Linked DNA regions of Homo sapiens: region 2 is linked to region 1. The links are chromatin contacts, found by POLR2A ChIA-PET in ENCODE. All regions are on one chromosome and are shown on one strand. Each heading gives the region's core, a stretch centred on a gene start or an enhancer-like site at or near the end of the contact. The rest is flanking DNA. Distances are from core to core; before and after follow the strand shown.

The links. ChIA-PET counts read pairs that join two places held with the same protein, here RNA polymerase II (POLR2A).
Region 2: POLR2A ChIA-PET joins it to region 1 with 12 read pairs in AG04449. The contact joins two enhancer-like sites. POLR2A ChIA-PET finds 5 or more read pairs at or near these places in 9 of 52 experiments (AG04449, CD4-positive, alpha-beta memory T cell, HepG2 and 5 more).

Annotation. Positions count from the first base shown.
Region 1 is chr22:39,331,544-39,335,485 of GRCh38, forward strand. No RefSeq gene overlaps it. Among named protein-coding and RNA genes, the nearest start is that of RPL3, 14 kb to the left of the region's middle. Within about 2 kb of position 1,293, at least 6 of the 41 ENCODE cell types and tissues checked have a DNase peak (open chromatin) inside an H3K27ac peak, as active enhancers do.
Region 2 is chr22:39,204,079-39,207,722 of GRCh38, forward strand. No RefSeq gene overlaps it. Among named protein-coding and RNA genes, the nearest start is that of PDGFB, 39 kb to the right of the region's middle. RefSeq lists enhancers at 917-1,856, 1,829-1,878. Within about 2 kb of position 1,398, at least 3 of the 41 ENCODE cell types and tissues checked have a DNase peak (open chromatin) inside an H3K27ac peak, as active enhancers do.

The sequences.
Region 1 (3,942 bases), core at 43-2,542:
GAGACAGAGGTTGCAGCGAGCCAAGATTGCATCATTGCACTGCAGACTGGGGGACAGAGCCAGATTCCATCTCAAAAACAAAAGAAAAAAAAAAGAAAACCACATTCATCACCATCAGAGCTCGTGGGTATCCAGGTGTATTGTCAACGAGCAGTAATATTTTGAAAGAAAAACAGATGTGCTGTCATCCAGGCTTTGGTGTTCCGCTTACAGAGCACAGGCAGAGTAGACGTAGCATAATTCTTAAGGGCCTTCAGATTTTCAGAATTATCAATGAGCAGTTGGCTTCAACTTAAACTCACCAGCTATACCAACTCCTGACAAGAGAGTTAGCCTGTCATTTGAAACTTTGAAGCCAGGAATTGATTTCTCCTCTCTAGCTATGAAAGACTTCCTGGCATTTTCTTTTGATATAAAGCTGTTTCATCTACATTGAAACTCTACTGTTTAATGTAGCCACCTTCATCAACGATCTTAACTAGAACTGGATAACTTGCTGTGGCTTCTCCATGAGCACCTGCTGCTTCACCTTGCACTTTTATGTTATGGAGACAGTTTCTTTCCTTAAACTTCATGAACCAACTTCTGCTAGCTTCTGCTTTTCTTCTGCAGCTTCCTCATCTCTCTCAGCCTTCATAGAATTAAAGAGAGCTAGGGTCTAGGGCCTTGCGCTGGGTTAGTCTTTGTCTTTTTTTTTTTTTTGAGACAGAGTCTCGCTCTGTCACCCAGGCTGGAGTGCAATGACTCGCTACAACCTCTGCCTCCCGGGTTCAAGCAATTCTCCTGCCTCAGCCTCCCGAGTAGCTGGGATTACAGGCACCTACCACTACACCTGGCTAATTTTTTGTATTTTTAGTAGAGATGGGGTTTTGCCATGTTGGCCAGGCTGGTCTCAAACTCCTGACCTCAGGTGATCCTCCCGTCTCGGCCTCCCAAAGTGCTGGGATTAGAGGTGTGAGCCACCACGCCTGGCCTAGTCTTTGGTTTAAGAGAATGTTGTGGCTGGTTTGATCTTCTATCCAGACCCAACTTTCTCCATATCAGCAATAAGCCTGTTTCACTTTCTTATCATTCATGTACTCATTAGAGTGGCACTTTTAATTTCCTTTGAAAGCTTTTCCTTTGCATTCACAACTTGGCTAACTGCATAGTGGAAGAGGCCTAGTTTTCAGCGTATCTCAGTTTTTGACATGCCTTCCTCATTAAGCCTAATCATTTCCAGCTTTTGATTTAAAGCAAGAGACATGTGACACTTCCTTTCACTTGAACACTGAGAGGCCATTGTAGGGTTATTAACTGGCCTAAATCCAGCCTGTCTCGGCTGTTGGCATGCCTTCCTCACTAAGCTTAATCATTGCTAGTTTTTGATTGAAACTGAGAGACAGGACTCTTCCTTTCACTTGAACACTTAGAGGCCATTGAGCAGTTATCAGCTGGCCTAATTTCAGTACTGTTGTATCTCAAAAAATAGGGCTGCCCTAGAGAGGGAAAGAGACAGAGAAATGGTGAGTCAATAGAAGAGTCAGAACACACACATTTATCAATTAAATTCACCATCTCGGGCCGGGGGCAGTGGCTCACGCCTGTAATCCCAGGACTTTGGGAGGCCGAGGTGGGGGGATCACGAGGTGAGGAGATCGAGACCATCCTGGCTAACACGGTGAAACCCCGTCTCTACTAAAAATACAAAAAAATTAGCCGGGCGTGGTGGTGGGCACCTGTAGTCCCAGCTACTCAGGAGGCTGAGGCAGGAGAATGGCATGAACCCGGGGGGCAGAGCTTGCAGTGAGCCGAGATCGTGCCACTGCACTCCAGCCTGGGTGACAGAGTGAGACTCTGTCTCAAAAAAAAAAAAAAAAAGATGGCCTGAGACTCCTTCCACGTATTTACCTTTTAGAATTCTGATGGGCCATGTTTCTTTTTCTTCCTTTTTTTTTTTTTGAGACAGAGTCTTGTTCCATCTCCCAAGTTGTAGTACAGTGGCATGATCTCAGCTCACTGAAACCTCTGCCTCTCCCCAGTTCAAGAGATTCTCCAGCCTCAGCCTCCTGAATAGCTGGGATTACAGGCGCACGCCACCACACCCAGCTAATTTTTGTAATTTTTTAGTAGAGAAGGGGTTTCGCCATGTTGGCCAGGCTGGTCTTGAACTCCTGACCTCAGGTGATCTGCCTTCCTCGACCTCCCAAAGTGATGAGATTACAGGCGTGAGCCGCTGCACCCAGCCCCATGTTTCTAATCCACCCAGAACCTCCTGCTATGTTGTTGCTATCATCTGAATGTTTGTGTTCCCCAAAATTCATATATTGAAACCTAATCACCAGTGTGATGGTGTTGTGGTAAACTGAGGAACGGAGAGACTGATATGAGAGTACAGGAGGATTTTTTTTTTTTTTTTTTGAGATGGAGTCTCGCTCTGTCACTAGGCTGGAGTGCAGTGGCGCGATCTTGGCTCACTGCAACCTCTGCCTCCCGGGTTCAAGCAATTCTCCTGCCTCAGCCTCCCGAGTAGCTGGGACTACAGGCGAGCGCCACCACACCCGGCTAATTTTTTGTATTTTTAGTAGAGACGGGGTTTCACCGTGTTAGCCAGGATGGTCTTGATCTGAGTACAGGAGGATTGTTTATTTCAGGTACGCACCAGCTCAGTGGACTCACATCCAAAAAGCTGAGCCTAGAACAAAGACAGAGCGGGGTTTTTATAAGCTGGCTTACAAAAGTAAAACAAAAGCAGCTAATCATATGATAGGTCACATAATCTATAGCATAGCATAATTTATGGTCTTACATAGCCGGTGGCTTTGTAGCTGCATTGAAAGAAAAACAAGAACTGGCTAAATACAGACATTTGTAAAACATAATCATGCTTAAGAAACCAGGGAAAGGAGTAACAGTAAAATAATTTGTCTTTCTCTCTTTTTTTTCCTTCAACTTTGCTCTGGAGGGGAGGTGTCTGGAGCCCACTCCTTTGGCCTTGACTTCTCAAACAGTGTTATCATATAACTGTCCTTGAAGTGAGCTTGCTGTACTTTCCTTTGCTAGACAGAGGAAAACTTGTTATTTTCCTTTTAACCCTTGCCTTGCCTGTTACTTTTCTTAGAGTGAATGAATGCATATTTATTTTTAAATTTCTGCCTCAGTGGTATTGTTATGGGAAAGGGGTCCAGATCCAGGCCCCAAGAGAGGGTTCTTGGATCTTGCGCAAGAAAGAATTCAGGGTGAGTCCATAGAGTAAGGTGAAAGCAAGTTTATTAAGAAAGTAGAGGAATGGGCCGGGTGCAGAGGCTGACGCCTGTAATCCCAGCACTTTGGGAGGCCGAGGTGGGCGGATCACGAGGTCAGGAGATCGAGACCATCCCGGCTAACACAGTGAAACCCCATCTCTACTAAAAATATGAAAAATTAGCCAGGAGTGGTGGCGGGCGCCTGTAGTCCCAGCTACTCAGGAGGCTGAGGCAGGAGAATGGCCAGAACCCGGGAGGCAGAGCTTGCAGTGAGCCGAGATCACACCACTGCACTCCAGCCTGGGCGACCAAGCGAGACTCCTTCTCAAAAAAAAAAAAAGAAAGAAAGAAAGTAGAGGAATAACAGAATAGCTACACCATAGACAGAGTAGGGCTGCTGATTGCCCATTTTTATGGTTATTTCTTAATTATATGCTAAACAAGGGGTAGATTATTCATGCCTCCCCTTTTTAAATTTTTTTTTATTTTTTACTTTTTATTTATTTATTTAAGATGGAGTTTTGCTCTTTCACCCAGGCTGGAGTGAAATGGCACAATCTCGGCTCACTGCAACCTCCACCCTCCGGGTTCAAGCGATTCTCCTGCCTCAGCCTCCCGAGTAGCTGGCATCATAGGCACCGGCCGCCATTCCTGGCTAATTTTTGTATTTTTATTTATTTGTTCTTTTTGAGACAGAGTTTCGCTCTTGTTCCCCAGG
Region 2 (3,644 bases), core at 148-2,647, 130 kb before region 1:
CTGGGATTACAGGCATGAGCCACCGCGCCCAGCCCTCCCAAGCCATTTCTCTGGATCCTGAAGCTAGAGAAGACCTCAGAGAATGGTCTGATGCTGCCCAGAAACCACAAAGGTGGAACATGGTGCATCCCTGTTTTACAGACAAGGGAGGGGACTGATTCTTAGGGAAGGGAAGTGACCTGTCCTATTAGAACCCAGGCGTCAGCTCTCCACCCATCTTCACTTGGTCAAAGTTGGAGGAAAGGGGGCCTTCAGCAGCACCAGGAGGGAATGATAACCAGGCTTCCCTGTCCAGCGCCCTCCCACCATCCCCGCAGCCATGGCCCAGTTGAGATCTTCCATACCTGGGACATGCAGTCAGTCATCACTGATCCAGCCATCTGTGTTGGGAGCCTACTGTGCATCTAGAACAGCCTACTGTTCTAGATGGCGAGGGAAGAGGGACGAACGCAACAGACACAGAGGTCCTTGCCACAGTGCTCCTAGCCCAGCTTGAGCAGCCAGTGCCCCGCCCTGCCTTCCCCTCATCCACGGCCTCTGTGGTCTCCTGGTTGCACACAGAGGGTCCTATTAACCTCCGGAGGCCAGGAGGTCTGTGAGTTTGGGCCTCATATTCAGGAAAGATCTACTTCAACTTTCAAGATTTTGTAGACCCAAACACGGGTCTACAAATGGCCGTTGCATGGTAGTTGTGTCAGAAGTGTTAGTTTGATCAATGTAAACTATTTAGAATGCAGAATGGCTTTGCTACCCCTATTTGATATTTCTTCACGCTTTCAATATAACCAAGCCTTATGCACCTGCTCCAGGTAAGCACCCTGTCCTGGCTGTGACTTAGTGGCCCCCTCGGGTTGGGGCAGCTTCCATGAGCTCATGCATTTTATTTTATTTATTTTTTCATTTTTATTTTTTGAGACTGTCGCCCAGGCTGGAGTGCAGTGGTATGATCTCGGCTCACTGACACGGCCGCCTCCTGGGTTCAAGTGATTTTCCTGCCTCAGCCTCCCGAGTAGCTGGGATTACAGGCACCTGCCACCACACCCGGCTAATTTTTTTCTATTTTTAGTAGAGATGGGGTTTCACCATTTTGGCCAGGCTGGTCTGGAACTCCTGACCTCAGGTCATCCACCCACCTTGGCCTCCCAAAGCGTTGGGATTACAGGCCTGAGCCACTGCGCCCGGCCAGAGCTCATGCATTTTAAAGGTGAGAAAGCCAAGGCATGTCTTCTCCCCCTCCCCCAGCTCAGCCCCCTCACAAAACATGCACAGGTGCACACAAGCATACATGCATGAACATTTGCCTATGCACACATGCTGACCGTGCACACACACATGCACATGCACACTGGACAACTGCACACACTCCCGCCCCAGACCCTGGCTGTGCCCTCCTGTGAGTCACAAGGTGACTCACAGGCACCTCCCTCCTCTCTGATCTTCAGGGTAGGGGAGAGACAGTAAAAGGGAGAGGGAGAAGAGATGTCTCAAAGCCAAACCTAAGAAAGTGACTTTGGGTCCAGCTGGGGCCTGAGGGACAATCAGGGTCAGGGCTGGGGATCCAGGGTGTCCTGCCTGTGCCAGCCCGGAAAACAAGGCACATCAGCACCAAGTCACCAAGGCCCTCCTTCTCTCACAAGCTCCCCTCCCTGTGGGCTCTTTCCCCGCCTGCTGGACCCAGGTTCCAGCTGGAGGGGAGGAAGCCACTAAGATGCAGTGGGGGAAAGTGATGCCCTCACAAACATAATACCACGACACCACACCCCGGGACACCCCCCAGTCACCACCCACAGCCTCCCAGTGGCTTCGTGGGGGATGTGGGTTGTTCAGACTGCAGCCAGCAATCACCAATAACCACCTGGCCCCAACACATCCCTGGCCTAGACACAAAGTCTTCAAATACCCAGGCCTTTTTTTTTTTTTCAGACAGAGTTTCGCTCTTGTTGCCCAGGCTGGAATGCAGTGGCGCGATCTTGGCTAACCGCAACTTCTGCCTCCCTGGTTCAAGCAATTCTCCTGCCTCAGCCTCCCGAGTAGCTGGATTACAGGCATGTGCCACCACACCTAGCTAATTTTGTATTTTTAGTAGAGATGGGGTTTCTCCATGTTGGTCAGGCTGGTCTCGAACTCCCGACCTAAGGTGATCTGCCCACCTCAGTCTCCCAAAGTGTTGGGATTACAGGCATGAGCCACCGCGCCCAACCTACGCTTTTTTTTTTTCAGCTTCAATCACCTGGGCTTGAGTGATCCTCCTGCCTCAGCCTCCCAAGTAGCTAGAATTACAGGAATGTACCACCACGCTCTTTTTTTTTTTTTTTTTTTTTCGGTTGTAGAGATGGGGTTTCTCCATGTTGCTCAGGCTTGTCTCAGACTCCTGGCCTCAAGCAATCCACCAGCCTTGGCCTCCCAAAGTGCTGGGACTGAAGGATGAGCCACTGTGCCCAACCTTCACCTGGTTCTTTACATGCAATCCCTGGGAAGGCTGTGTAGACAGAGTGGGAAGAGTCACTTGGCTTCACAGACGGAAGCCTGGAAGGGGCAAGGCAGGATTTGAAACCCAGGGAGGGGCTGGGGGTTCTGGAGCGCTAGCTTCCAGAGGGTGGAGGCCAGGTCACCGCTGATTTTGGTGGTCATGTTACCTGTACCCCACCCGGGCCATAACCTCCATGGAGTGAGCGGCAGGTGCGCTGGGAGAGCTGGGGGTCTGGGGTCAGGACTGCTGGGGGTGGGGCGACCTGGCCAAGTCAGCACCCCACCCCTGCCTCAGTTTCCCCATTTGAGGAATTTGCCATTGCTGACTCTTCTGAAGCTCTATTATACCAGGACTCAGAAAAGAAAATGAGGGTACCCTGAGGCTGTCTGCAGCTGGGCTGACTGATGGGGGGACCTCTAAGGATGCTTCCCCGCTGTTCCCCTGTTGCTGCCCCCAACTCAGCTGCCAGGGAAAGACGCCCAATATCCCCATTTCCTCAAAGCCCCCTCCTCATGGGAGTCCTCCTCTGGGCTGAACCCTGGACTCCATTCTCCTCTCCTGTCCTGGGGGGCTGGGAGGGAGGTGAATTGGGCCTGACCTGAGCCTCCTGGGGAGATGGGGCTTGGAGAGTAGGGTCAGCCCTGGGTCTAGAAGCTTCTCCCTAGCAGTGCCCAGCTGCTTCCCAGGCCATAGACAGGTGGCCTGGAGCAGGGCTGGGGCAGGCCTCAGGCGGCCCCCACACCCCTGCTTCCGCCTTGAATAGCAGAAACATTCCTACATCTGTCATGGGAAGACGGCCAGCTCCGCCTTCACCCAGGAAACCAAACATTCCCGCTGTGCCCAGCCTTCTTCCCACAAAGTATCAGGGCGTTCGGGGCACCCCACCCCACCCCATGGCCAAGGGGCAGGTGTGTGGGAGAAACCCCCAAGACCTGAGACCTCAGCTTCTGCTGCAGATGCCTGCTCCCTTCCTACACACACACACACACACACACACACACAATACTACCAGCAAAACACAGACATACTCACAGGTGCAAAAGCTCCCAGCCACACCCACAGACAGCTGTACACACACGAACACACACTGGCCACTCACCACAGACCCACAGAGAGGGGGTGCAAACATGCACACACAGTGTTGTTCCCTGCAGCTGAGCTCCCAGAGAACGGA